3 separate regions of the Homo sapiens genome follow, and all the other regions are linked to region 1. Evidence: read pairs that join two places in POLR2A ChIA-PET (ENCODE). Cell type or tissue: OCI-LY7. All regions are shown on one strand. Region 1 overlaps SHLD1 (shieldin complex subunit 1). Region 2 overlaps GPCPD1 (glycerophosphocholine phosphodiesterase 1). Region 3 overlaps GPCPD1 (glycerophosphocholine phosphodiesterase 1).

The links. ChIA-PET counts read pairs that join two places held together with the same protein. Peaks named below come from ENCODE experiments on the same cell type or tissue, not always from the same donor. Only the 100,000 strongest peaks of a DNase experiment are listed, where the experiment ranks them.
Region 2: POLR2A ChIA-PET joins it to region 1 with 10 read pairs; 13 of 35 experiments call an interaction of 5 or more read pairs at or near these places.
Region 3: POLR2A ChIA-PET joins it to region 1 with 11 read pairs; 11 of 35 experiments call an interaction of 5 or more read pairs at or near these places.

Annotation. Positions count from the first base shown.
Region 1 is chr20:5,803,358-5,805,857 of GRCh38, reverse strand. All of the region lies in intron 2 of SHLD1 (shieldin complex subunit 1), which reads right to left. Among named protein-coding and RNA genes, the nearest start is that of SHLD1, 54 kb to the right of the region's middle. In OCI-LY7, no CTCF peak of the experiment used is centred here; DNase peaks (open chromatin) are centred at 1,337 and 1,897; H3K4me3 peaks cover 1,330 bases; H3K27ac peaks cover 2,500 bases.
Region 2 is chr20:5,602,004-5,604,503 of GRCh38, reverse strand. GPCPD1 (glycerophosphocholine phosphodiesterase 1) reads left to right here. Exons shown (of 20, transcript NM_019593.5): 2 at 64-140. The coding sequence starts at 92. Among named protein-coding and RNA genes, the nearest start is that of GPCPD1, 7.8 kb to the left of the region's middle. In OCI-LY7, no CTCF peak of the experiment used is centred here; a DNase peak (open chromatin) is centred at 943; H3K4me3 peaks cover 2,405 bases; H3K27ac peaks cover 2,500 bases.
Region 3 is chr20:5,589,259-5,591,758 of GRCh38, reverse strand. The region is part of intron 4 of GPCPD1 (glycerophosphocholine phosphodiesterase 1); the gene reads left to right. Among named protein-coding and RNA genes, the nearest start is that of GPCPD1, 20 kb to the left of the region's middle. In OCI-LY7, no CTCF peak of the experiment used is centred here; a DNase peak (open chromatin) is centred at 1,158; H3K4me3 peaks cover 1,814 bases; H3K27ac peaks cover 2,500 bases.

The DNA.
Region 1 (2,500 bases):
AGGCCAAGGAGGGCGGATCACCTGAGGTTGGGAGTTTGAGACCAGCCTGGCCAAAATGGTGAAACCCTGTCTCTACCAAAAATACAAAAATTAGCTGGATGTGGTGGTGCACACCTGTAATCACAGCTACTCGGGAGACTGAGGCATGAGAATCATTTGAACCCAGGAGGCAGAGGTTGCAGTGAGCCGAGATTGCGCCACTGCACTCCAGCCTGGGAAACACAGCAAAACTCTGGCTCAAAAAGCAAAACAAAACAACACAACACACAAATTTAATCAACAGTTCAAGCATTTACATTCCTATTTTGTTGTCTGCCCCAAATAATTTACCTTTCCCTTTTTTAAGAAATTGAAAAGTGTACCACTTATAGAATGGCCTAATTTCATAATATAAACAAACAAAAAGGATTAGGGGTCTCACGCCTGTAATCTCAGCACTTCGGGAGGCTGAGGTGGGCGGATCACCTGAGGTCTGGAGTTCAAGACCAGCCTGACCAACACGGAGAAACTCTGTCTCTACTAAAAATACAAAATTAGCCAGGCATGGTGGCACATGCCTGTAATCCCAGCTACTTGGGAGGCTGAGGCAGGAGAATCACTTGAACCCAGAGGGCAGAGTTCGTGGCAAGCCGAGATCGCGCCACTGCACTCCAGCCTGGGCAACAAGAGCGAAACTCCATCTCAAAAACAACAGCAGCAAAGGATTAAGACTTTGATAAAGAAGATTAAGGAGGGGAAAACAGAATGTTACTGCAGCTTCATGACTGTTAGACCAAGAGTTGAGCATGAAGGCACAACCCTCCTAGGCCAAGATAGTATTATTCTCCTGGGAGACAAAAAGGGCATTTGGGGTTAGTATTGTAAACTCTTGTTTTTCCTTCAGCTGATCACTGTGGAATGCTGCCAGGCCTCCTGCTGCCTGGACTCCACCAAGATTTCCTGTTCAGGGCAAAGGCTTTATTTCGCCACCAGCACACAGTTCTGTGTTAGGTAAACAAAGTGCTGGAGTCTTTGAATATGTGGAATCTCTTGGGTTGATTTGCTTTCCCCCTTGCCTTCAAACACTTCAAGTTTTCAAAGTCAATAGGAAACATCTCATGCAAAATTGAACAAGAGGCTCCTTCTTCATGCAAACTTTTGTTTGATGCACAGGCATAACTTTCCATGCCAGTCCTGAAATGGAAAGTGGCACTGGCATTCATGATTAGGTGACAAAAATGAATGACGGCCACCTTCATCAAGTATGATTTCTGCAATGGAATTTTTAGAGCACATATTATGTTAGGCCATAACTGAAATGTTCTTGTACGGTCACATATCAAGTCAAAGATAATGAACGATCACAGGATGTGGCAAAACCTGAACAAACAAAATTAGCCTGCAGGTGCCACAAGGTCATGTAAAAAACACACAGGAGCTAGATTTTCTTGTTTGTTTTTTGGTTTTTTTTTCTAGTTTTTTTTTACACTATACTAATGTCTTACAGTAACTGTATATATATATATAGTTTTTTTTTGCGATATACAAATGTCTTACAGTAACTATATATATATACAAAGACCTATAGTAAGTTACTATATATATATAGTAAGTACGGCTCATTGCAACCTCTGCCTCCTGGGTTCAAATGATTCTCATACCTCAGCCTCCTAAGTAGCTAGGATTACAGGCATGTGCCACCACGCCCAGCTAATTTTTTTTGTATTTTTAGTAGAGATGAGGTTTTGTTATGTTGGCCAGGCTGGTCTCAAACTCCTGGCCTCAAGTGATCTGCCCGCCTCGGCATCTCAAAGTGCTAACATTACAGGTGTGAGCCACTGCGCCCGGCCATACAGTAATGATATTGATCTCGCCATAAGACTGGATAACTTCCTTAATGATCGAAGGGGCAGAAGACAGGCCCTCAACCTCCAAATAGCAAGTCCACACCACCTGCTCTTTCGTCATTCTTGTTTTGTTTTTTTTTTTTAATCTTTTTTATTTTTTTGAGACAGAGTCTCACTCTGTCATCAGGCTGGAGTGCAGTGGCGCGATCTCGGTTCACTGCAACCTCCACCTCCCAGCTTCAAGCGATTCTCCTGCCTTAGCCTTCTGAGTAGCTGGGACTACAGGTGTGTGCCACCACGCCCAGCTAATTTTTTTTTTATTTTTAGTAGAGATGGGCTTTCACCATGTTGACCAGGATGGTCTCGATCTCTTGACCTTGTGATCTGCCTGCTTCGGCCTCCCGAAGTGCTGGGATTACAGGTGTGAGCCACCGCGACTGGCCCTTGTTTTTTTTTAAATGTTAAATCTAATGCCTAGAATTCTGGAGACTCCCCTGAAGCCACAGGCTCCCACATTTGGGAGAGCTTTCATTCTTTCTATCAGATTTTCAAAAGGATCTACAGACTGGGCTTGGTGGCTCATGCCTATAATCCCAATGCTTTGGGAGGCTGAGACGGAAGGATCACTTGAGGCCAGGAGTTCAAGACCAGCCTGGGCAACATAGTGAGACCTT
Region 2 (2,500 bases), 200 kb after region 1:
TTGATGGTGGCTAGCTAAGGCATATATTTTTATACTATAAGTTACTTTTCTTTTTTTTCCTAGCACGACATCATAAAATAAATCCATCAGAATGACACCTTCTCAGGTTGCCTTTGAAATAAGAGGAACTCTTTTACCAGGTATTGTAAAAGTTTTACTTTAAAACAATTAAAATTAAATTAGCATGTTTCTTATCTGGATTACCTTAAATATGGAGTTGCTATTAGAGTGGGCCTGATTTTTTAGATGAAAATATCTATAGGTCTTGCCTGACAGCAGAAATGTGCTTGGAGCATAGTAAACACACCAAAAACCTCCTCAAACTCTGTCTTGTTCTCATGTTTTCCCAAGAAAGCTATGAATTTATACCTAATTTTGCACAGGGCAGAGATGGTTGGGCTGTGGTTTCTAGGCAGTATGAAAATGAAGGAAACTTTGCTAGTGCAAGAAGTTGGTAGGCCGGGCGCAGTGGCTTATGCCTGTAATCCCAGCACTTTGGGAGGCTGAGGCGGGTAGATCACTTGAGGTCAGGAGTTCAAGACCAGCCTGGCCAACATGGTGAAACCCCATCTCTACTAAAAATACAAAAATTAGCCGGATATGGTGGCATGTGCCTGTAATCCCAGCTACTTGGGAGGCTGAGGCAGGAGAATTGCTTGAACCCAGGAGGCAGAGGTTGCAGTGACCTGAGATCGTGCCATTGCACTCCACCCTGGGTGACAGAGCCAGAATCCGTCTCAAAAAAAAAAAAAAAAAAGAATAAGTTGGTGAAACAATTGGCTGGGATAACCTTGTTCCTATGTGTGAATATGTTTTTAGCCTCATTGTATTTTTTGCTGTCCCTTAAAGTGCTGTGAGATAATTTTAGTGTGAGATAGCATGTCAAAGCCGTATCACACCTGGGCTCTCATAAAACTGAGGTACCTCTCGGTTTTATGTACTCTGGCTATACTGGCCTTTCAGTTCCTTAAATGTGCTCCATTCCTTCCTCCTTTCTTCCTCTTTTAGGACGTTCTCAAATGCTGTTTCCTCTGCCTAGATCTTTGCCCACTCTCATACTCCCCCTGTTCCTTCTCTTCTCTCCCCTGTCCCCACTGCCAGCCTCCAGATTCCACTAGGTTCTGGCCCTATTTTATAGCACCTCTTGGAGATTTTATAGAATTATTTGAGTGACAGATTGTAAACTCTGTTGAAAACATTACTTTTTTTTTGAGATGGAGTGTTGCTCTGTCGCCCAGGCTAGAGTGCAGTGATGCGATCCCAGCTCACTGCAACCTCCGCCTCCCGGGTTTAAGCAATTCTCCTGCCTCAGCCTCCCAAGTAGCTGGGATTACAGGTGTCCATCACCGTGCCTGGCTAATTTTTGTATTTTTAGTAGAGACAGGGTTTCACTATCTTGTCCAGTCTGGTCTCAAACTTCTGACCTCGTGATCCACCTGCCTCTCGGCCTCCCAAAGTGCTGGATTACAGGTAGGAGCCACCGTGCCCAGCCCCCTCTTTTTTTTTTTTTTTTTTTTAATTGAGATGGAGTCTCACTCTGTTGCCTAGGCTGGAGTGCAATGACGCGATCTCGGCTCACTGCAACCTCTGCTCCTCGAATTCAAGCGATTCTTCTGTTTTGGGCTCCTGAGTAGCTGGGATTACAGATGCCTGACACCACACCTGGCTAATTTTTGTATTTTTTGTAGAGATGGGGTTTTGCCATGTTGGCCAGGCCAGTCTCAAACTCCTGACCTAAGGTCATCTGCCTACCTTGGCCCCGCAAAGTGCTGAGATTACAGGTGTGAGATTACAGACCGTGCCTGGTCAAAATATGACCTTGTCTTGTTTATGCTGAATTCCTGCGCCTAGCAGAGAGCCTGGATCAGAGCAGGGGCATAGTATATCTGTATTCAAAGAATGAGTGAATGACTCACACTACATCTAGCTTCTTTATTCTAGCATTCATCACAGCAATTGGCAGAGTATGTGTGAGTCTAAGTTCAAATTCTTAGCCAAGATGATCTGGTATAGTTCTACCCCTGGGCAGAATTGAGCAGATTGAAGATTGCTAGTCAGCTGATGGGTTGGCTCCCTTGAGCCAAGTGCTCACCTCTGGTTTAGTGTGTGGCCACTTCCGTGGAGAGAAGACGGAATTTTCTCTTTCTGGGGAGTTGTAGGCAGGCAGTTGAAGCTAGAAGGAGCTGGCCATGTCGGGCAAATGGACTGACCGCAGAACTGGCCACAGAAGTGTCAGCTTGATTGGGGTCAGGGATTAGAGGGAAGGAGATAATGGTGGATGTGGATATAGATGACTCTGTACGTGCCAAGGAGGAGGCTGAGGGACAGCAAGGGGATACTGGGGGAGACCCCACCTCAATTCCCCCATCACCTTGATTTCCTCACTGCACAGGAGGAAGGACCCTCTGCTAAATGTGGCGAGAATGGTAGTGCAGAGAGGACTGACCTTGGGGGAAACAAGTACAACCAGGAGAGGATACAAATAGAGTATGTGGAGGTG
Region 3 (2,500 bases), 210 kb after region 1:
CCAGCTTAATGTGACACTTTAAAAAAGTTGGTGGCGCTTTTTAAATAAAACATTTTTAATAGAAGTATTATGAAACTTTGTCTAGTTGTACATTGTCAAATAATAGAAGTAATGTGCAAGGCATCTTAAATTGTGAAATGATGTAAATTATTGGAATACATAATGTTACGAATATAAAGAATGATAGGAAAACAAATAATGAAAGCATTAAAAAGCTGAAATGGGAGAAAGGTTAATTTTACTGTGTTGAAAGTTTTAGGAGGTAATCTACCCAGGCAGTTTTGGAACCAAAGCTAAAAGTTTTGCGATTATGGACAAGCCAGTTGACCTTTAGGCTTTAGCCTCCTCATCTATAAAACAAAAGGTTTGAACTACAGATTTTTAGATCCTTTCATTGCAAAATTTTATTGAGTAAATGAAATTTTACCATTCATTTTTCTTCCATGCACTGCTTTTTCTGGCATATTCCTTTTAGTTTAGAAGAGTCCTGAAATCGTTTTTCTCAGTTTTTCACAATGACGTGTTCTCTTTGTGAATTAAGATAAGGTGTTAATGTGTTACATTTTAAAATAATTTCACAGATGACAAAACAAAATAGTATCTTATTTGAACATAGCACACAAAAGTAGTGAGTATTCCTGGAATGAAAACATTGGTATGAATCTGCAGGTAGTCCACTGATGTCACATCTTCACCAAAGATACTTTCTGAATTAACATGTAATTTCAACTTTTTTTTTTCTGTATCCACCCCTCTTTGCTTGTGGGTAGAATTAGGGATGTTTCCTCATAGTCAAATGTTAGCCAGTTTTTCATTGTATCCTTTGAAATTTTTCCTTCATTTTTGTAGAAATACATCTTTATTTTTCAGCACATATCTATGTTTCTAACTTTCATAGCTGCTAACATTCACTCATAATTAGATTCATTACAAACTATCTTATTTTGACCTCGATCTCCCTTGAGTTTTAAGTCCTTCCTTTAACAAGACAATCAGTCACCTGCGATAGATAATTATTTTCAGAATAGTCTAGTTTGTCATTTTGTACAATAGTTTATTAGTATCTAAAATTCTTCTGAATAGTAAATACTGTCAGGTGTTAACTTGAGATTTGAATACTCTCAGAGAGTCTGTTGGCCTAGCTTCCTTTGCTTTACTCATGCCTAGGTGACTGTTTCTTTTACTGGTTGTACTAAAAATAGAGATTTTTTTTTTTGAGACAGAGTCTTGTTCTGTCGCCCAGGCTGGAGTGCAGTGGCACGATCTCGGCTCACTGCAACCTCCGCCTCCTGGGTTCAAGTGATTCTTCTGCCTCAGCCTCCAAGTAGCTGAGATTACAGGCATGCAACCACTATGCCTGGCTAATTTTTATATTGTTTTAGTAGAGACAGGGTTTTGCCGTGTTAGCCAGGCTGGTCTCAAACTCCTGACCTCAGGTGATCCACCCGCCACAGCCTCCCAGAGTGCTGGGATTACAAGCAGGAGCCACCGCACGTGGCCTTGATTCCTCAGACCCCCTTTTACATTCAGTTTGTTTTCAAAATTGTGGAAGAAAAACAATCAGTAAAAGTTTTAAAAATTTGTGATATATGCAAGCAGTGATATTACATGGCTAGCTAATAATTTTGCTTGGTGATTTGTTAAAAAACAAACTTCCAATCTACATATTGGATAGTCTTATTTAAATTTCAGTGCTTGGTATAACTGAGTGATGTCAGTAACTGTTTAAGAAAACAATCATTAAGACTTATTCTTGTGGGAAGAAATTTTTAAAAATATTTTTGTTAATATACATGTTTGGAAACATTTCTACAGTCGTGTGACATTATGTATGCTAAATTGTGAAATAGCTCTACCAGTACTGTTAATGGAATATTGTCTTAGATTGACATCATTACTTTTTTCTCCAAAGATCTATCTCCCATGTTACTCCAAAAAGCTTAAAATTTTGGCAGACTTTTCCAGAATGTTTTGTTTCAGAACTGTTTCCTTTTCTTAGATCTTAAAGAATAAGTTATTACAGATAATGTATTAGAAAGTATTGCATGTACAATGAGACCAGGATTAAAAAATAAATGAAAGGATTGCATGTTTTGGGGTTATCACTGAGATTTTGAATTTCCCAGTGCTCAGTTGTTAGTTTTTATTTATTTTTTTGAGATGGAGTTTCGCTCTTGTTGCCCAGGCTGGAGTGTAATGGCTCATTGCAACCTCCGCCTCCCAGGTTCAAGTGAGTCTCCTGCATCAGCCTTCCGAGTAGTTGGGATTACAGGCATGCACCACTATGCCCGGCTAATTTTTGTATTTTTAGTAGAGATGAGGTTTCTCTATGTTGGTCAGGCTGTTCTCTAACTCCCGACCTCAGGTGATCCACCCGCTTTGACCTCCCAAAGTGCTGGGATTACAGGCGTGAGCCACCACGCCTGGCCTGTTAATTTTTTTTTAAAGAAGTAAAGCTGAAAATTTAAGATTGCCTTCTAAAGTTTAATAAAGTAGGCTT